Linked DNA regions of Homo sapiens: region 1 is linked to region 2. A link is a loop called in an ENCODE intact Hi-C map of the cell type or tissue named here. Cell type or tissue: ascending aorta. All regions are shown on one strand.

The links. Hi-C counts contacts between places; a loop is a spot of excess contacts. Peaks named below come from ENCODE experiments on the same cell type or tissue, not always from the same donor. Only the 100,000 strongest peaks of a DNase experiment are listed, where the experiment ranks them.
Region 1: a loop joins it to region 2, with 4 times the contacts of the local background. A loop is called at or near these places in 11 of 110 quality-filtered maps.

Annotation. Positions count from the first base shown.
Region 1 is chr1:171,222,892-171,230,891 of GRCh38, forward strand. All of the region lies in intron 2 of FMO1-AS1 (FMO1 antisense RNA 1), which reads right to left. LOC124900413 (a long non-coding RNA gene) reads right to left here and starts at 1,470. Exons shown (of 2, transcript XR_007066731.1): 1 at 1,106-1,470. In ascending aorta, a CTCF peak has its summit at 4,070 (motif pointing left); DNase peaks (open chromatin) are centred at 277 and 4,044; H3K27ac peaks cover 3,024 bases.
Region 2 is chr1:171,138,910-171,146,909 of GRCh38, forward strand. All of the region lies in intron 3 of FMO1-AS1 (FMO1 antisense RNA 1), which reads right to left. It also overlaps the pseudogene FMO6P. Among named protein-coding and RNA genes, the nearest start is that of MIR1295A, 41 kb to the left of the region's middle. In ascending aorta, a CTCF peak has its summit at 3,042 (motif pointing right); DNase peaks (open chromatin) are centred at 1,802, 2,982, 3,372, 3,772 and 1 weaker place; H3K4me3 peaks cover 1,566 bases; H3K27ac peaks cover 5,229 bases.

The DNA.
Region 1 (8,000 bases), 84 kb after region 2:
TAAAAATAAGAGATCTAAGACAGACCTTAGCCATCAAGACAAAAATATCAAGATGCAAATGCCTGGCTGGAATGAATTAAATATTCCGTTCGCACTTTAAATAAAAGCGATTATTATGCTTGTACACATGGTAGGCCAGAGGCCCAGATTGTCCCCTTTCCACTTGGATGGTCTCCTTGTCAACCAGATATGGAGTGTATGGTGGCTCTCTTTCAGAATCCCATGGCTTAGGATAATACATCATGCCGAGCTCTCTATCTGCTATTTCCTGAAATTCAACACCCTACGGGTCAGCCCCCAAGGGCAATCCAGCTTCCATCTCAGATGGCCAAGTTTACTTCATGCCTCTCATAGCAAGAGGAAAATTTGGTGTTCCTTGGAAGCATAAAAAAAATGCAAGGAGCTCAAGTCTTTCCAAGAGCTTGATTATCAGTCTATGCTTAGCCATCCCCAAGCAAATGTATAGTAGTACTGTAGAAGACCTTTATTAGACACTCTGCCAAATAATTAGAACAGTACTTGTGCTCTAATCCAATTCGCTATCCCTTTCACCGTAGCAATTCATCAATCTAAAAAGGTAAAAACAAAACACCTCAGGCCAAAGGAAACTCCTTATGAGTCCTTTAATCCTCAGGTTTACATAAATGCCATTAAAGTCCTGTGAGAAGTGCCAAATAAGTTTAAAGCACAAAATCAATTAGCTGCAGAATTTAAATCCACATTGTTCTAGTAAGTAACTATAAAAAAAAGTAGGCTAAATAAACTATATCTATTACAATCAGCAACGATTCATAAATTACACTGAGGACACCATCAAAGAGATACCTAAGCAATTAGGACCTATCAGCCAGATGGCCTAGAAAAATAAAATAACTTTAAATATAATATTAGCAGAAAAAGAAGATGTTTGTGTCATACTTAAAATTTAATGTTATACCTTTGTTCCTAAAAATACTGCCCCTGACAGAATTATAACAAAAGTGCTACAAGAATTAAAAACCCTATCCAATAAACTTGCCAAAAATAATAAAATAAATAACCCTTTTTCTAAAGTAATAAAACATTTGTTCAGTAGATAAAAAGAAATTTTAACTTCAATTCTCACCTCATTTGCTGTTGTTATTGGTGTACTTATTCTTGTAGGCTGTTATATTATTCCCTACCGTCGAAGTTTTACACAAAAACCTGTCTCTGCCATGCTTACAGAGTTAACTCCTAACTCTCCTCCACCTTATTCAGAAAAATTACTTCTCTTAAAAGGACAAACAAAGCAATTAAGTCAAAACATATTAAACAAGTTTGAAGAAGAATTATGAAATAAGAGGAGGAATTGTAAAAAGTAAAGTAGAAGTTCCTCTGGAAAGACTTGTCTCCCCATTTAATTAGGAATAAATAGTAACTTCCCTTAAAAGCAAAATTTATTGAAAGACCTATAGTAACATTCTTAACTATCTGCTAGCCATAATAAAGAAATCAATGTACTTTATGTTCTTAGCTCTTACAATTTAGCCTAAATATTTGCCTTGGCGTGCTCATACTAGTCCAAGCAAGCATTAGGTCATAGCCTGTTTCTCTTCCTTATTTGAAGGTGTTTTTACTTTTCTCAGCATTCTACAAGTTACTTCCTCCTTCCTTTGTTCTCCTCTGCTTTTGCCTCTTTTAAAGTGTTCTAAGTTGCTAGCCAATCGGGACAAATACAGAATGTGAGGTCCTGTTCTAGCCAATGGAAACCGGACACAGCAGTAAGGTGGTAAGGTGGACGCATCAAGTTATAAATGACCCTGTCTCCTTTGTTCTGTGTACTCTCATGGCAAAACTGCTGGTGAGTGTACCCTTTCTGCAGAAAGTATAGAAATGGCCTTGCTGAGGAAATTGAATTTATGTTCAAGTGCTATTTCTTTACAGCACCAAGGAACAGGCATTTCAAAGAGCATGGTGCTATTAAAATAAAAACTTTAGACAAGTTAAGTTTAACATAATTTATTTGAGCAAACAAATGATTCATGAATTGGGCATTACCCTGAACCAGTAAAGGTTCAGAAGACTCTACCTGGCAATGTGGGCAGTCCATATTTATAGATAGAAAAAGGAAGTGACATAACAAAATAGCCTGATTTGTTACAGTTTAGCACTTGCTTTATTTGGACATGTCTGAGCAGTTTGCAGCCTGTGATTGGCCAAAAGCTCAGCTGCTACAGTTAACTGAGACTCAGTTGCTTGTTACAAGAATGTAGTCTCAAGGTAGGTTTATATATATATATATATATATATATATATATATATATATATATATAGGTTTATATACATATATAATGTATATATATAAAACATACATATAACATATATTATGCTTTATTTATATATATTAGGTTATAGTTTGCTTCATTTAGAGACAGCATTAGGCCAAAGTTTAATTTAACAATTCCCCTCTTTTATCAGCCTTTGAATTTTGAGAAATTGACCATAACCTAGGTCCAATTTTTTTCACCATCATAATGGACTTGTTTGGTCTCAGTATAAAATTCACAATTCACAATGTCGAATTTGTTGGATTATTCTTTATGTTTTCCTGATATTTTTGTTTTTCTAACTATAATGAGATTAGTTGATGTACAACGGATGGCTCCATATGAGCATTTGAGACTCTTAAGGGACCAGGCATGGAGGCTTATGCCTGTAATTCCAACACTTTGGAAGGCCAAGGTAGGTGGATTGCTTGAGCCCAGGAGTTCAAGACCATCCTGGGTAACATGGCAAAACCCCTTCTCTACAAAAATATACAAAAATTAGCTGGGCATGGTGGTGCACACCTATAGTCCCAGCTACTCTGGAGGCTGAGGTGAAAGGATAGCTTGGGTCCAGGAGGTGGAGGTTGCAGTGAATGGAGATCATACCACTCATACCACTGCACTCCAGCTTAGGTGATAGAGCCAGACCCTGTCAAAAGAAAAGAAAAGAAAAGAAAAGAGAGAGAAAGACTCTTAAGGGATACAATACATTAGGAAGAATATTATAATGGTTATCAGGAGGAAAAATACAAAAAATTAAAAAATTAAAGTACACTACTTAACAGGAGTCTCTACAAACCAAAATAATCTAAATTAAGCAATTTAAAGTTCAAGCAATAATAAAGACAATTCAACAGTATTCAAGTCCTATTGGTTATAGTCTTTGTTCAGGGCATGACGGTGATTAAGGGCCATAGTTAGTAGTAAAATGCCCTCCTTTAAAGAGGTGCCTGATTCTGTAGTTAGCCTGGTAACACAAGTCATACTAGTCTGAAGACCTACTAAAAGACACATAAAGATTTTAAAACCTTGGAATATTAGCCCCAAATGATTAGGCTAAAAATAAACAATAAAAAACCTTCCAATAGCCAAGTCTGCCATCCACCATTCCACCATTCTGGATACCTGCAAATCAACCATTAGCTGCTCCTGTAAACACATCATGTGTTCCTTTCCCGTGAGAAATTTCCTTGATGTATTTGGTGGCAGTGTCTAGAGAAACATCAGTATCAGCCACATTTTAAATTAAGCTTTTTGTAGTAGTAAAATCAGGAGAAAGGTAAGTACAATATTCAGTTTCGTTTAGCACTATACACAAGTCCTCAATGTAGGCAAAGAGAAGATCTGCGTGATGCTCCATTAAGTATTTTTGTTGAACATGAATGTTTTCATACACCTTTCAAAGAGCAGCTTCTATGCATCTGAACTTTTGGGCGGTCACATTGGCTACAAAATCTAAGATTTTTCCTAATTTACAGACTATCTTCAAATTCTATACAACCAGCACCCCAATACTGCCAAGAGTGTGCCCCCAATAACCCCACAGGAACATTTCCTCCAAGGAAACTAACTTATCTCCATCTATTTCAAGGTTTGTGCTAATTTTGGTTATTGATTGCTTTGGCCTCTGGTTATGAAAGATACAATGGGAACTTTCAGGAAAAGCTATTCAGAAGGTAGGAGGGAGACAGGCCATATAGCAAAATCTGAACCAGTGAGGAAGAGGTAAGTAAATTCTCTTCAGTCCCAATGTAGGCCCTCAGGGGCTAGGAAAGATGGCCACCTAGTGGTGTTTGAGCAGAAGTCAATTAAATTTGTCCACAAGTTCACATAGCTCCTGAGTAAGGTACAGTGAGAAACTTACTCAAAGGGTATGCTGTAAGGGTGCATAACCACATTTAGTGGAAAAGGAGCTTCCAGATTTAATTCAGTGACATCATACAAGCAATTACTCATACCTGCATTGGTAGTCCCCAGGTCTTGAATATGTGATATACCTTTTACAGACATCACTCAGATATGTTTTCTATATTTGGTAACAATTAGGTTATTAATTGGAAAGTTCGTGGTACTATTTCTAGTGAGTGTAGAAAAGTAAGTAGCAGTAATGTCTAGAATTTTAAGGAAAGCTTTCCACTCTTCCTCTAGGGCTTCATGATGACTCTCAATGGGAACACAGACATTGGCATGAGAGAAATTGTTTTCTGATATGGTGGCATTAGCCTACAAACCCAACAATTGCTCTCATTTCTTTTTAGGGCATAAGCTTTTGATAAAGCCACACACAGATTATGCTCCCGTGGATTTTCCTTTAAGGAAAAGGAAGTGATTCAGACAGCAGAAAACTAGGGGGAAAGGGGAGAAATAAGGCTTTCGTGATGACAGAGAAATCTTATTCTATGGTCTTAGGAAAGTGTCTATGTCTAGGATACCATCTGCCTCTGGGGAAAAACTTCCCTGGTCATCTTTACCTTAAGGCCTCCAACAAATATACACCAGGAGTCTGGAGGAGCCCTTCTTAGTAAAAAGATGTGAATACGAGACTCAAAACCCTGAGGTTTTGCTGCAAAGAAGAACTTGGTATAGTCCCTATCAAGGGCAGTCTTCCTCTGGTGTCATTTCCAAAAGACCCAACCTCATTGCTCTAAATCATGAAAGGTCTGCTTGTCATCAATTTGTGAGTCACAAAGGGCTTTTCTTACCTAGTGAAAATGTGCTTTGGCATAATGCGTCAAAGCATGGCACTATTGAGTCATGTCAGAGTTTACAAAAGCAAAAGATCCATAGGTTTTATTATTAACGGAATAAGCCTTGAAGTAACTATTTCATAATTTCAAATATTTAATTTCATAAGCAGTCAACCTAGATTTCTAGTGAGGATGAGTGTGATTGCCATCAGTTGATAATTGCCTTTGACTAAGGCAATCCAATCAATGTAGTTAGCTTCGCCTAATGCCATTGTATTTATAATATCTTATTTAACTGTTTTACAACTTGTCCAGTGAAATTCAAAGGTGAAGCAGGCTAGGCTTCTGGGTTGGGTGGGGACTTGGAGAACTTTTCTGTCTAGCTAAAGGATTGTAAACACACCAATCAGTGCTCTGTGTCTAGCTAATGGTTTGTAAACGCACCAATCAGCACTCTGTAAAAAAGGACTAATCAGCACTCTGTAAAATGGACCAATCAGCAGGATGTGAGTGGAGCCAAACAAGGGAATAAAAGCTTGCCACCCAAACCAGCAGTGGCAACCCGCTTGGGTCCCCTTCCACGCTGTGGAAGCTTTCTTCTTTCACTCTTCACAATAAATCTTACTGCTGCTCACTCTTTGGATCCGCACTACCTTTATGAGCTGTAACACTCACCGGGAGGGTCTGCAGCTTCATTCCTGAAGTCAGCGAGACTACAAACCCACTGGGAGGGACAAATAACTCCGGACACACCATCTTTAAGAGCTGTAACACTCACCGCGAGTGTCCATGGCTTCATTCTTGAAGCCAGTGAGACCAAGAACCCACCGGAAGGAACCAATTCCAGACACAAAATGAGTACTTCTATCACTGAAGATTTCTCCAGGAATGAATGATAAGGGAAACACATTTTCTTTTTTCCTTTTTATTTTTTTCTTTTGAGACGGAGTCTCACTCTGTCACCAGGCTGGAGTGCAATGGCGCAATCTCGGTTCACTGCAACCTCTGTCTCCCTGGTTCAAGCAATTCTCCTGCCTCAGCCCACCCAGTAGCTGGGATTACAGGCACGCACCACCACGCCCAGCTAATTTTTGTATTTTTAGGAGAGACGGGGTTTCACCATGTTGGCCAGGATGATCTCGATCTCCTGACATGATCCACCCGCCTCGGCCTCCCAAAGTGCTGGGATTACAGGTGTGAGCCACTGTGCCCAGCCAAGGGAAACACATTTTCTAATAAACTTTAGCTATTATTATGGCATCAGCCTTCCTGCATGGGAAAGCTTCTATACAACCAGAAAACATACATTTAATGTGTCACTTGAAGGAACTCCATTTTTAAGTGTTCAAATGATCCAGCAGGTGTGTATCACCTGAAGTTTTTATTTTCTTATCAGAACTATGAGTTTGACAATTTATAACCAAAATTGGTTATAAATTTTAGCAATTTTAAAAGTCATGCCATCAATATTTTTTCATAATTTGAATCATTTTATCTCTGTCATGATGAATATGGAATTCAGAGCTCTTAATAATGGAAGCTTTAAGGACTCAGGAAGGACCAAGCAGCTGTCCAGACTCTTCATGAGTTAATGCTTAATATTGCATTTACGTCTTTTTAAATACCAATTTTGTTTCTCCAATTCAGGTGAATAGTACTGCTCATTAAATAGGTTATCATAGGTAATTTGACAGTGATCAAACTTTTAAAGTTTATTCAAATTGCATATCTTAACAATTTCAGTACTGGCTGACTTAGCATAAAAGTCTGCCAAATCATTTCACTGATATCTAATTAATTCTTGTCCTGACATATATTGGGTTCACAGTTTTATGAACCAGTCAATTTTTTCATTGTAGAATTCTTAGCCAGTCCAATGGTATGATCTTAAAGTTATCAGAAAACTATATTTGTCAGTGTCCTTTTCATGAGTCTTCTTGAAGATGAAACACTTTAGGCTTATAGTTGCCCAGGAAAGTACCATAGTAAACAATTAACCATCTGTGAATGACAAGACTTAAAATTGCCATGGTTAAAAACCTGATGAGACCAGGCATGGTGGTACATGACTCTAATCCCAGCACCTTGGAAGGCTGAGGCAGGATGATTGCTTGAGCCTAGGAGTTCAAGACCAGCCTGAGCAACATAGTGAAACCCTGTCTCTACGAAGAATAAAATAATTAGCCAGGTGTTGTTGTGCATAGTAGTCCAGCTACTTGGGAGACTGAGGTGGGAGGATTGCTTGAGCCCAAGAGCCCAAGGCTTCAGTGAGACGTGACCATACTACTGCACTCCAGTCTGTGTGACAGAGTGAGACTCTGCCTCTGAAAAAAGAAAAGAACAGAAAAGAAAAGAAGATAAGAAAAAGCAAGAAAAGACAGACAAGAAAAGAAAAATAAAAAGACCTAATGAAAATTCACTACAATAATGATGGAATTGATAAGGAAATGAAGTTACTTCTGTTTCATACAACATTTTAAGATAATAACTAGAATTATGAATACCAGCATTATATGAGGACAACTTGATGTCTATGAATTTCATACAATTTCCAAACCATATAGTAATAACACATACACACAAAAATAACCCAAAGAAAGTTAAGCATTACTTATTTTTGACAGTACTATTCATATAATTTAATGTATCAAATAAGCCCAAATACTTATTATCTATCTTTTGTAAGGATGGATATCCTTTTGATGTGTTCCAAGGGCCCATGTGGAAAATCTCAAAGTTAATTCAAGGTCAAGAAAAAGGTTTAATTTTACATTTTATATTTGGGAAGTCTGTCCAAAATATCAAAGGTTTGAAACACTTGAGCAAAATATTTAATAGGATCACAGGTCACTGTGAATAGTAGTAATTTATTTAACCAAAGTGATAATTAAAACACTTCAAAGGCAAATATAGAAAGCTACATAGTTGTAGAAAAACTTTAGCTCTCTTAATAGAGAAGACTCAGTTCTCTTATGAAATAAAAAACCTAATAAAGACAGCATGAAGCACTGGACATTATCTTAGT
Region 2 (8,000 bases):
GTGTGCGGCTGTTGAATAGCCTATCAGCTCCAAATCCAGAGGGAAAAATTATGGTCTTTGCCATTTGGGCTCATTGTAGAAATAATATAATTAGGAAATAGTCCTTGTAAACACATTTTTTTTTTTAATTTCAAAGCCAAGTTTGGAGAAACTTCTAGTTCTTCTGTCCTGGATTTCCCAGCCATTGTAATCAGTTGTCGATGATACATATTTGGCTTGAAAACATATTCACATCATTCATATTGTAACTACTTCCTGTCCTGGTCTCAGTTACTGCTCTGCCTGCGCCAATAGCCTCCTCCAATAGAGTATATCAGTGCTAACTTAGAACACATTTTTATTCTTCTCCAAGCTTTTTTTAAAAAAATTTGTGGTTTTGTAACCCTGAAAGCACTCCATGAGATATAAGGTCATTAATTTTTATTTCCCAGTAGGGGGTAATCAAGAGTTAATATTTTTCAAGAATTTAATTTTCCCTATTTACATTTGCTCAGGGAAATGTGGACAGCTTAGAGTAAATCATAAAATGGCTTTCTACCATCTCCCTAGTAACAATTAAATGATGCTTGAGCATCTATTCTGGTAGTTTGTGCTAAGTACTGGGATGACAAATATGGAATATAATCACTCCTTGTAAATGGTTCCATTTCATTTGATTAAGCAAGCCATAATATAATTCCGTAATCCTTTGATAGCAAATGGGCAAAAACTCATTTGATAGCCGAACCTCTTCTGAAATCGTAAGGTTAAATACCGTGAATTGGATCAACATGAAGCTAAGTCTCACCTTCTGTTGCACGGCAGAAATTTTATTGCATTTGACAGATTGCTGCCCCAGATCTCACTAGGAGTATTATGGAGCAAAATCCAAAAATGTACACATTCCAAAATATATCTGGCCCTAAGACTTTTAAAATAAGAGATTATATAACTACAACAACAAGATAGACCTTGTCACCATCAATTCAATGGACGAGTGCCTCGAGCGTTTAGAAGAGGGTGGACTACGGAAATCTTAGTAGGTCAAAGAAAACCTCCCACAGGGATGACACTTAGCCTTGAAGGATAACCCCAGACAAGCAAAATAGAGGACCACCTGTGACACAACTCCTAGAGAGTGCATTTCCCAATAAAGTCTGCGAATGGCACTCCATAGGCCTATGCAGTCATTGGCAGTGTGCCAGCACCAGGTTAAGAGAGACCAACAATCCATGAAAGGCACAGAAAAGGCAATGAACATGGTGTGTGCAGAGAGGGATCCATGAGTTATCCAATATAGCCAGATCAGAAAGTTTACTTAAGGAAGCAATAATATGATACAAAGATCAGTAAGATTCAAAGTTGGATTCTGAGTTATCCACAAGAGGAAATTCTTCTTTTCCATAAGGTCATGTCTATAAGCAAAATTCTACTCAAAGTCCTGGTGAGGATATGGACCCATACAAATACTCAAAACTTTAGCCTCCTCCACATACCCCAGCCCTTCCTTCTTTTCTTAGAAAAGTTGCTTGGCACAATATATAATCAGAGAGGGATTTTTTTTATGTGTTACATAAGACTTTATCTTGTAAGCCTTTTTTAGAAGGTGTTCTAGCAGACAGAAACGTGGTAATTCTGAACTTTTCACTATTTGCTTTTTCTGAGAAATGAAAACCAAATGGGATTTAAATACTAGCAGGCTGAATGTGTGTTTTAAGTTTCATCCACTCCTAAATAGGGCCTCGTGTCCTCAAAAGATTTCATTACTGCTGTAATAAGAAGTTGCTCAACAGCCAGGTGCGGTGGCTCATGCCTATAATCCCAGCACTTTGGGAGGCCAAAGCGGGTGGATCACGAGAGGTCAGGAGTTCAAGATCAGCCTGGCCAACACAGAAAAACCCCATCTCTACTAAAAACACAAAAATTAGCCAGGTGTGGTGGTGGGTGCCTGTAATCCCAGCTACTCAGGAGGCTGAGGCAGGAGAATCTCTTGAACCCAGGAGGCAGAGGTTGCAGTGACCTCAGATTATGCCACTGCACTCCAGCCTGGGCAATAGAGAAAGACTCCATTAAAAAAAAAAAAAATGCTTACCAATAGGTTAGTAGCATTTTGATTGCAAAAGCTGAAGCCAGGACTATTTGAACTTTTTCCCACTCATTTATTCCTTTGTTCATTCAATGAATACATACTGTGTACTTTATGTGTAGGGTACTATATTAAGCATAAGCTGCAGATAAGAGGCCAGCCAGCACTTTAAAAGCCGTGAGAAAACAAGTATCAGAATAACTATAAGTGACTATATAATTAGGGCAATAAGGATAATGGGACCTTAGTAAAACTAAAGATGATTTGGCAGTAGCTGAGAGGGAAGGTAAAGAAAGCCATGACAAAGTTGAAGGCAACTTTTGAGCATATTTCAAGGGCATATTTAGACAAGGAGATATGGGACTCATAAGCAGAGCTGGAATAGGAAAGAAGATCAAGGTAAACTGCTTAGATGCATGTACAACATTCTGAAATTAACCTCTGACTTTGCCCTCAAGTTACTTATGTTCTCGTGGGAAAGATGAGAGATGAACACGGTTATCATCCAAGACAGATGGTGCCCACAGCTGCTTAGATCTCTGGTTCCAGGGTAAAGCTCCCTCAGCTAGAGGCAGAGTCAAAGTTGAATTTCCTCCTTACTGGCTCAAACCACACCTCATATTGAAATAATAAAAATGCATGCTCCCTGGAGCAACTGACTTGTTATCTAATACATTTGCTTTTTTGTGTTTGTTTGGAGAACAGTCTTTTCGGAAAAATTCCAAGGAGCTGTAGTGTACATACTCTTCTCTCCTGGTGTTATAATTGGCTGAGGTCAAGGGGCAAAAAAGCAGAGATTCATTCAAGATGGAAATATTCCAAGGCCTTAGCATCTGTTTCCCAGAACAGAGTCTTACATTCTTTAACCAGGCTCCATCCCACAGTTCAGCCCTGCCTCCTTTCAACAGGCAGCTGAAAAAACCTCCTTCCCACCTCTCCTTCTTCTCACAACCATCAGTAGAAGGCGCTAGCTGTGGGTGAAAGGGAAGCACTCAGCCTGCCAAACTGCTGGACATGAGCCTTCACCCTTTTTCTGACCTCCACAAAAATTTTAAAAAGTTTAAATTCCTGTGCTTCCACGCTTATGAGAAATACAGCAACCATGAATAGAGGAAGATTATGTTTTCAACTTGAGAAAAAATACTGAGGCTTTGGGCAGCCCCCCACTTCCCCACGGGGACACAATCCTCTCAACCCTTTCCAGCACTTTTTGTTTCCCTCTTCCAGAGGTCATCTGGTGTGAGAGGGAGAGACACATCTTGAATCCAGCAGCAACGTGACATTCCATCTCTTTCCCCCCATTGCACAAGAGTCCTTCCGGACCTCGGGAAGCAGAAGCTGCCAGCTCTGAAATGTATTTTCAAGGCAGCACATTGTGTGCACTTTTACCCTACCCTCACAACTGAGAGGAAATGTTTATTTTCAATTTAGCTTTTGACTGCTTCTAAAAAATAAGCCACTTTTCAATTACACAGAGGCTTTAAAATGAAGTGCCAAGATTTAACACATGTTCTAAGGGCTCTGGTTTCCTGTGTTTCTTTGGTGAGGAGTGAAGTCCAGCAACTGGTGAGCCAAAGAATAGGATTCATTTACAACAGAGCAGTGGTTCTCAAAGTGTGGTTCCTAAACCAGCCACATCAGCATCACCAGGAACTTGATAGAAATGCAAACCACCCCAGACTCCACCCCAGACAGATTGAATCCGAAATTCTAAGAATAGGGCCCAAGAATCTACGGTCTAGGGAGCTTCCAGGCGATTCTCATTACGCCAAAGCTGGGAAACCACTGCAATATTGGGTTGTTGCCAGTGAAGAGTTTGCTAAACTCCAAAAGCAAATAAATAGGCTAGAAGTCAGAGCCTCTTCTAGACAGTTTTGTTTTTTGTTTTTTTTTTAACCTGAGTATAAGATCAGAACCAGTGGTGGCACAGGAGAAAGCAAAAACCACTAAGTGGCTATAAAGACAGAGCTAACACTGAGGGTAATTACAGTAAGAGGATTCACATGGAAAGAGCTCCAGTTCTGTGCCAGGTGCTACGCGAAGGGCTTTCCATTCCTTATCTTACTGAGAGCTTTTAATTTTTGTTTACGCTTTTAAACATGAAAAGGGTTTTAGTCAACCAAGAATTGAACCACTGTGTTCACTGAAGGGAACACAATTCTTGGCTTTCTCTTTAAGCTTTCTTATTCTCCCTAGGACCACACAGAAGAAGGCAGAGCCAGCATTTACCAGTCTGTATTCACAAACTCTTCCAAAGAAATGATGTGCTTTCCAGACTTCCCTTATCCGGATGATTACCCAAACTATATACACCACAGCAAGCTCCAGGAATATATAAAGACATATGCTCAAAAGAAGGATCTTTTAAGATACATACAGTTTGAGGTAGGGGTCTCATAACTTGTACTGTTGAAATTAAGATATGTGTGGGTTAGAGAAAAAGGAGGCAGCAAACTATTATAAAAATTAGAGCCAAATGTTTGGGCACCTCAGTAATCAAATGTTGGCTCTGATTATAAAGCATTCATGCATTGATTTTTTCTCTCCTAGACTTACTAGTTCACTAGTCTCTGAGAGCTTTCAGACTACCTTAGAAAATGGAGGCAGCTAGCCCATCATTGTCCACTTTCCACCCTCATGCTCTGATGTTTTGGAAATAATCCAAAATGCTTTAGTATATATTAGGAATTTTGTCAGTTCAATGCCAATGAGTTGTGGTTCAAAAAACCAGAGCATTTGGTAGGGTTTCTCCCATTACATTATGAAAAGGTTAACAACTTAAATGGGAAATATAGTCATTGCCCCCATCTTTACCCACTCAGTTCATTAGTTTTTTTATTAAAAAGGTGAGATTTCAGCATTGTTTCTGCGAGAATAATGTTTTACATTTATTTGGGACTCTTTATTGAGCATTTCTGTCTGTATGTTTGGAACTCTTAACCTCAATTAACTGCTGCTAAATGCAGAACACTTGCATATAGTGGGAAAAACAATCAGCAAAATTATGAACCATGGTGATATTTACATCATTATTTTACCTGGAGTAGCCCCAAATGTATAGTTAAAATAAAATTTTCCAATAGTCATTTTATTCCATTCATTCATTACATTCATTTGCTTCCATTATGGTGTTAATATCAACAAACATTAATGAAGTTCCTATTGTGTGCTTGCATTGTGCTATGTGTTATATGTAAAAGAAAAAGAGGTCTAAGACTTAGCTCTCAAGAAGTTATTTCAAAATAAATATGTAAAGAGTAAGTAAAAAGATTCCAGTAACAATTTCAATCAAAGAGAAAATTTTTTAAAGCTCTTTATGATTTGTTTATAAATAAAACAATGCTATGGAGATCATGAAGCAAGAGGCAACACTTTGGGGGAAGGTATTTTCTAGAGGAGGTAAAATTTAGTTGTATTTAGTAGGTGTTTTAGATAAATGAGTGGCATGAGTAAAATTAGAGAGGTGGGAAAATGCCCTGCTCATTTGGAGAACAGTGGGCAAACCAAGTTGGTTAGGAGGGAGATATATATGCTAGGATGAGATATGGCCACATATATCAGTAAACTAGTGTGTACTGTGACTTTGAAAAATAGAGGATTATTTTGCAACCATGTAAAAGAAGTCCAAAGAAGGGACATCCAGAGCTTATGTGATGGCACCAAAGTTATCAAAGATTCAGCTTCACCCATCTTAGCACGTGGCCTACATCATGACGTTTGCCTTGTGGTGCAAAACAGTTGCTGAAGCTTGAGCCGTCACATCTGCCTTCTAGGCAAAAAAAAAAAAAAAAGTAAAGAATGAAGGGCAAAGGGATGTTCTCTCAGCTGAATCAGCTCCCCTTTTACAAATTCTCCTGAAAAAACTGTCCAACATTGCTTATATCTCACAGGCCACCCTAGTTGCACAGGAACCTGGAAAATGCATCCCTTTTCTGTGTATGTTGTCGCTCCAAACAAAATCAGGGTTCTGTTAGTAAGAATGAAGGGAGAATGGACATTAGGGAAGCAATTTGCAGAATATGTTCCAGAAAAGTCTGTGGGAATAACAGAAAATAAAACTAAAAGAGTAAATTGGAACAAAATTGTATGGACTTAATAGTAATCGCATTCAAAATGTAGAATAAGTTTTAGAGGCTGTGAAGTAACAGAAATTGAGCAGTGAATTGAGCAGAGAAATTGAGAAATGAATATAGTCCTTCAGGAAGATTAATCTGACAAGCAGGACAAAGGATGGCTTGTAGGAAATGGGAGGCTGAAGACAGGCTAGGTATAGGTTCTTGCCGTAGTCCATGCAAGGGAGTGATAAGGACTTGAATGAAGGCAGTGTTAGCAATCATGGAAAGAAAGCGTGAGATTGGGAGATAAATACTGTTTAAACATGAGGCAAGGATGGAGAAATAACAAGGAAAACAAGTCATGGATTTGAAGCATAAGTGGCTGGGAGTTTCATGTCATCATTCAAAGAAATAAGAAAGTCAGAAGCCAGTTTCAAAGGAAATTTAAGTAGGTCAATCAAAACCTGCTACATATGAGGAAGTATTAGGTGGCCCTCCAGATGGAAAGGTCAAGCTAAACTGGATAGAAGAGAGACCAAGGATAGATGTATTTGTATATTCATACCACAAAACTTGCTAATTTTTTTTTTTTTTTTTTGAGACGGAGTCTCGCTCTGTCGCCCAGGCTGGAGTGCAGTGGCGCAATCTCGGCTCACTGCAACCTCCGCCTCCCGGGTTCACACCATTCTCCTGCCTCAGCCTCCTGAGTAGCTGGGACTACAGGCGCCCGCCACCACGCCCGGCTAATTTTTTGTATTTTTAGTAGAGACGGGGTTTCACCATGCTAGCCAGGATGGTCTTGATCTCCTGACCTCGTCATCCACCCGCCTCGGCCTCCCAAAGTGCTGGGATTACAGGCATAAGCCACCGCGCCTGGCCGTAAAGTTGCTATATTTCTAAGATAAGAGTATTTATGCAGAGCAAAAGAGATGCCAACGATCAAACCTTGAGATATTCCCATACTTATTGAGTAGATGGAAGATGAGGTCAGAAAAGGAGGAAGCCATGTCAGTAGAGGGTAGCCATAAGAAAATAACACAGATTTGTTATATGACATCATTCACAAAAATATTCAGTGTGATTTACCCCTAAATCAACTAACTTGATGTCAAAAAGTAAATGTACTCCAGTGAGTAATTTTTCTTGTGAGATTCAAAGACTCACTGAAGATTCACTGTGACTCCAATTTTACTATCTTTCTATACATTTCTGAATGACCAAGAGAGCTCGTAACAATTATTTCCTCCACAGAAACAAGGCAAGAAGGAAAAAAACTTTCACATGTAGAATTATAAATGGAAAAATAAATTTTCTAGTTTTCTTAAAGACCCTGGTTTCCGGTATAAAGAAATGTCCCAGCTTCTTAGTCACGGGCCAATGGGTTGTTGTTACTGAAAAGGATGGGAAACAGGAATCTACTATTTTTGATGCTGTAATGATTTGTTCAGGACATCACGTATACCCCAATCTGCCAACGGATTCCTTTCCTGGTAAGTTTGGAAAATATATAATAATCTAGGGACTTATATGCAAACATCAAGAGTTAGAAACATATCTTTCTATAGGTATTACATAATGATTATTCTTAGATTTCAAAAGAAAAAAATTAAGTTTAATGATAGGATATAGTAATAAATAGCCTCATAAGTCCTTATGTTAAAATAATCAAGGACTGCAAGCCAGAGATCAGACAAACACAAGTTCCTGTTTTACAGACAGTAACTCAAATATAAGTTCTAACAGCACACGGGGTCTCCGAGCACAGTTACATTAAAAAAAAGTAGAGTCCAACTGCCAAATGGTTTAAAGAAAGACACGTTTACTTATGTTATTTATAGGAGACTCCTAGGTTTCTAATTTCATCTTCATCCACAATTTGC